2 separate regions of the Homo sapiens genome follow, and region 2 is linked to region 1. A link is an interaction called in ENCODE POLR2A ChIA-PET data of the cell type or tissue named here. Cell type or tissue: PC-9. All regions are shown on one strand. Links, peaks and the distances in the headings refer to the core of each region. The heading gives the core; the rest is flanking DNA. Region 1 overlaps PNPT1 (polyribonucleotide nucleotidyltransferase 1). Region 2 overlaps LOC112268416 (a long non-coding RNA gene).

Region 1 (2,923 bases), core at 191-2,690:
GACAGAATAATCTTACTTGGGGTAGGGCATTGGGCCTGTCTACATGCTTGTGTTTGGTTTGTGCATTTTCAGCACCAGACTATGATAGAATGTTGCCGAAACTGAGTTCATGTGACACAACATCTTTCTCTTTCTCTGTATCTTCAGGGGTCACTGACTTGGTTTCATCTCAAAACACCTTTTGATGAATCTTGAGCTCTTTGACAAGTTTTGCTGGTCTGTTTCAAGACATCAGTAACCTCTTTTTGCATTCTCTGCTGAAACTAGGGAATAAGGCTAATAGTGCTGCCTATTTCATGTATATAAGACACCTTTATTAAGATATAATTCACATACCATACAGTTAATTTAAAGTGTACAACTCGTCTGGGAGCAGTGGCTTATATTTGTAATCCTAGCACTTTGAGAGGCCAAGGCAGGAGGATTGCTTGAGTCCAGGAGTTTGAGACCAGCCTGGGTAACATAGTGAGACCTCATCTCTACAAAAAATTTAAAAATTAGCCCAGCATGGTGGTGCACACCTGTATTTCGAGCTACTCGGGAGGCTGAGATGGGAGGATCACTTGAGCCTGGGAGGTCAAGGCTGAGATGAGCTGAGATGGCACCACGGCACTCCAGCCTGGGCAACAGAGCAAGACCCTATCTCAAAATAAGTAAATACAGATAAATAAAGTGTACAGTTCAATGGATATTAGTATATTCAAAGTTTTGCAGCCATTACCACCATCAATTTTAGAACACTTCTATCACCCTAAAAAGAAATTCATTAGTAGTAGTCACTTAGCGTTTCTCCCCAGCCCCAGGTAACCACTAATCTACTTTCCATCGCTGTGGATTTGCCTATTATGAATATTTCTTACATGGAAACATAGTCTTTGGTGACTGTCTTCTTTCACTTAACATAATGTTGTCAGGGTTTATCCATGTTGTGACATGTATTAGTACTTTGTTCCTTTTTATCGCTGAATAATAATCAGTTGTATGGATTATACCACATTTAGCTTATCCATTCATCAGTTGATGGACATTTGGGTTGTTTCCATTTGGGAACTATTATGAATAATGCTACAAGGAACATTCATAACAGCTGTCAAGTGGTATTCACTGTGATTTGGATTTGTATTTCCCTGATAGTTAATGATATTGAGCATATTTTTATGTACTTACTGGCCATTTGTATGTCTTTTTTGGAGACATGGCTATTCAAATCCTTTGCCAAGTTTTAAAATTCAGTTGTCTTTATTGTTGAATTGTAAGCATTCTTTAAATATTCTAGATATTAACACAAGTCCCTTATCAGATACATGGTTTGCAAATATTTTTCTCTTAATCTATGGTGTTTCTTTTACTTTCTTAATTAAAGTTTTAAATTTTGATGAAATCAGCTTACCTATTTTTTTCTTTTGTCATTTATGCTTTTGATGTCATATTTAAGACTTTGTGTGGCCCAAGTCTCTGAAGATTTACTCCTGTGTTTTGTTTCTAAAACTTTTATTGTTTTAGCTCTTACGTTTGGGTCTAGGATCCATTTTGACTTAATTTATGAAGATTCATTCTTTTTTGCATCCAGTTGTCCACTATTGCCTCAAAAGGCTACTCTTTCCTCATTGAATTGAAAATTGTTCTTTCCCCTTCTGTTGAACATGAAGGTCCTTATAGGCAATATTTAGGAGTTTATATTTTGTCCTAAAAGCATTGGGAGAAATTCTAAAGTTTTTTGTTGTTGTTGTTGTTGTTGTTGTTTTGTTTTGTTTTGTTTTTGTTACAGAGTCTCACTCTGTCACCCAGGCTGGACTGCATTGGCACAATCTCGGCTCACTGTAACCTCCCCCTCCTGGGTTCAAGCAGTTCTCTTGCCTCGGCCTCCTTGGTAGCTGGGATTATAGACACGCAACACCATGCCCAGCTAATTTTGATATTTTTTGTAGAGATGGGATTTCACCATGTTGGCCAGGCTGGTCTTGAACTCCTGACCTCGGGTGATCAGGCCTGCCTCAGCCTTTCAAAGTCCTGGGATTACAGGTGGGAGACACCACGCCTGGCTAAAGGATTTTTAAGTAGGGAAACAATCCTGTTTGTATGTTAAAACATTACTGTAGTCAACAAGGTGAGAGATGATAAGAGACTGTACTAAGATGGTAAATGGAGCCAGGCACAGTGGCTCATACCTGTAATCCCAGCACTTTGGGAGGCCAAGGCAGGAGAATTGCTTGAGGCCAGGAGTTCAAGACCAGCCTAAACAATATAGTAAGAACTCATCCATACAAAAACTAAAATTAGCCAAGTGTAGTGGTGTGCACATGTAGTCCCAACTACTCAGGAAGCTGAGTTGGAGGATCGCTTGAGCCTAGGTGTTCTAGGTTGCAGTGAGCTGTAATTGTGCCACTGCATTCCAGCCTGGGCAACAGAGCAAGACCCTGTCTCAAAAAAAAAAAAAGAAAAGAAAAAGAAGATACAAGGCACAAAGACCACCCCCCACCTCAAAAAAAAAATAGATGGTACATGGGAATTAACATTTAGGGAAGCAGTTAACTTCTGAACCTCCAAAAGACTTTCCTGTTCAGATCAATCCTGTGCCTTGGTTTCCGTATTCTTCTTTAAGCCACTCTTAAATTCCACTTTTACTTTTGATAATGATCATGGATTCTGCCCCTTTTTGTTGGTGGAGTGGGTGGGTTGGGGGTTAGAATCTTCCCTTAGAATCTTTTATTATTTTATACTAAGCAGGAATTGTACAGATGACCTAAGTCTTCTTGTATTGCATTTTTATTTTTAAACAGGAAATTAGAAATATCTTCTGGAAAGCTGGCCAGATTTGCAGATGGCTCTGCTGTAGTACAGGTAAAAAGTCCAGATTTTTAAAATTCATCTTAAAAATGGTTACGGAGACTCATACTAAATGTGTAACTACAACATCGTGTAA
Region 2 (2,923 bases), core at 329-2,828, 150 kb before region 1:
ATTTTCTTTTAGAGGGCCTCTCTCTGTGATTTAGACTAACAGCAATAAACCAAAAGTAGGGCTGGAAGACATCATAAGTAAGTAAACTGCATTAAGGTCTTTGGTCTCTGTTAAAGTAATTGTACTAATAGAAAACTATTTATGAAAGTTAATTTACGAAATACAGAAGTCTTCTCAACACCCCTAACATCACATGATGGAAACTGGAGATGACTCTTCTTCCCCATCTCTAGACAAGGCAAATAAAGAAAAAACTAACTTTACACTAGGAAGTGCGTGCCTCTAGTCCCAGCTACTTGAAAGGCTGAGGCAGGAGGATCGCTTGATCCCACGGTTCAAGGCTGCAGTGAGCTATGATCGTACCACTGCACTCTAGCCTGGGCAACAGAGTGAGACCCTATCGAAGAAGGAGGAGAAGGAGAAGGAGAGGAAGAGGAAGAGGAAGGAGAAGGAGGGAAAGAAAGAAAGGAAAGAAAGAAAGAAAGAAAGAAAGAAAGAAAGAAAGAAAGAAAGAAAGAAAGAAGACTAGGAATATCTAGGCAGCTATTAAAATTAGTCTGTTTTCATGAAGGATCTAAATGGAATAGGTAAGGCATTAAGCAGTTACAATGTCTAATTTAAATTGAAAACACAATACACATACCTGTGAGATTCTTTTTTAGACCACTGAAATGCACTTCCTTTAGACCAAACATCTAAAGGACACTGTTAAATATAAAGTTTAAACATAAAAATCCCTTATAATGCAGTAAACATTTATGTGGGCTGAAGAATATATTCAATTGTGTAGGACTGAAGAATTGATAAAACAGTAAGTACTCCTTTGTATGCTTCTTAGAGATTAATGTAGAGCTGTTGAATATCAGTTGCAACTTAATAACATGCTCAGATTTTTGCATTTTTTTTTAATTGCTCAAGATTTGGCACATTTTTTTCTGTTGAGTGAAAGCCCATGCATGCAATTACCTGTGAGGAAAGCTATAGACACGTTAGGGCCACTTTGCCTTAACAGAAGTAGCTGTACATTATGAATTGCATATTCTCCATCTCTGGTCCTAAATCTAGCAGGCCATTCCAAAAGCTTCCATGGGGGCTTCAGCATATATCATTTACTTCCTGTTCCAAAAAAAAATAGTTCCTTAAACAGCAATTCTCTTCTTGTTCCCAAAAACCGTTTCAAACACTCTGTGATGAAATTATGCAAAGGAAACAAAACAAGTGATCCTTTGGATGTTACAAAATGGCAGTCAGGAAGTCTAATAGCAGCCTATGACCACTTGGGAGGAGGATAAAATTAAACATCTGCTCAAAGACACAAAAGAAATTTTGTTGACATTGTTTTTTTAATGGTCCAAGTGTCGATCTGAGGATTCCATTTTGAAGTCACTGAAGTTATATCAAGATACATTTTTTATTCAATGAGAGTGCTCAGAGGTGGGTGGGGCAAGTTTCCATGTCACACAAATAAAAATAGATGATAAATAAAAAGAAGAAATGAAACATGATGTAATACAAAGCCATTTAGCTCTGCCAGATGCTTCTGTAGCAAACAAGGAATAGCAGCAAGTCAAATGCATGTCCTGTTATCTTCCCATAGCTTCAGTAATGAATTATTTGGTGTGAAAGCAAGCTTGGGCCCCAGATCTTGACAGTTTTATAGTCCTTGGTCAAAGTTTTCAACAGCGTTTGGGGCAGGCGTGACTAGGCAGCTAGATTACACATACTGAATTTCCACTTACAGATACACAATGTTTACTTTTCAGGGTGAGCCAGTAAACCAGCTCACCAATTAGGCCACACATTCTTTGTGCCTCATGAAAGCTAAGCAAAGACTGTGGATGTAAAAGCCTCAGAAACACATGCAGCTGGAATTTCCTCCAATGTGCCGTCACACAATCTCCATGAAAAAGACTCTCAGTGACCAGTAGCCTTCTGTATCACAAGCACAAGTGTCTCTCGAGTGGAGAGTTCTAGTTCTGTGGGTTCTGAAGACCCACATCCAGGCAGATGAAAGGATCAAACTTCAGAAACAGAGGCAAAGTTTTACCAAAAAATCACCTAAACTCCTTTATGCTCCCTATCACTTAGCCTGTCATTCAAGTTTCTCCGCAATCAATTGTTCAACTTTTTAAACCAAACTTTCCTTAAATGAATCCTATGTTCCAATCAAACTGATCTTCTCATGGTATTCTAAATATGCAGTATGAATTTCTACCTCTCTGTCTCTGCTCAAACCATTGGCTCCACTCAGAATGTCATCATCCTGCCCTCCCTATCTCTTCTTCCTCATCATAAATCTAACACCTGCACCTAGACCCCATTCAAAGGCAACCTCCTCCATGAACACTTCTTGGCTACAGTGATTTCTGTCTTCTCTGGCCTCTTGTAGCATTAACTTCTTTTACACAAATTTGATGCTAATACTGCTACATGAACATCTTCATATCATCATAGAACTTTTTATGTATGTGTATTTTGCCCTCCCAAGAAACTGCCCAGCCACCTGTAAGCCACTTCTACTTGGGTGGCAGTCATACTGCAAATTCAACAAATCTACACCAAACCTATATCCTTCTTAAATATCTACTGCCAGAACCATCATTCATACATTTCAGCTAGGCTCAAAATTATGAAATCACCTTTGATTTTTCCATATTCCCCATATTCAATTAGTCACCAGGGCCTGGGAATTTTAGCATTAACATATCTCTTGCAACCACCGCTTTTTCCATTTCTGCTGCCAACACCCCTGTTCAGGCCTTTATTTCTTCATCTGGACTATTTCAATAGTCTCCCAATGGCCTCTCTATCTGCAGTTTATCCACCACCTCCAATCCAATCTGAGCATACAACTAGACTAATCTTCTCAAATACAGCTCTGACTCACATGATTTATCTGTGTAAACATCTCCAATGGCATCCC

What was found. Peaks named below come from ENCODE experiments on the same cell type or tissue, not always from the same donor. Only the 100,000 strongest peaks of a DNase experiment are listed, where the experiment ranks them.
Region 2: POLR2A ChIA-PET joins it to region 1 with 8 read pairs; 3 of 35 experiments call an interaction of 5 or more read pairs at or near these places.

Annotation. Positions count from the first base shown.
Region 1 is chr2:55,687,563-55,690,485 of GRCh38, reverse strand. PNPT1 (polyribonucleotide nucleotidyltransferase 1) reads left to right here. Exons shown (of 28, transcript NM_033109.5): 2 at 2,781-2,841. Among named protein-coding and RNA genes, the nearest start is that of PNPT1, 4.8 kb to the left of the region's middle. In PC-9, for the core only: no CTCF peak of the experiment used is centred there; no DNase peak of the experiment used is centred there.
Region 2 is chr2:55,842,186-55,845,108 of GRCh38, reverse strand. The region is part of intron 2 of LOC112268416 (a long non-coding RNA gene); the gene reads right to left. Among named protein-coding and RNA genes, the nearest start is that of EFEMP1, 80 kb to the left of the region's middle. In PC-9, for the core only: no CTCF peak of the experiment used is centred there; a DNase peak (open chromatin) is centred at 1,758; H3K4me3 peaks cover 623 bases; H3K27ac peaks cover 1,945 bases.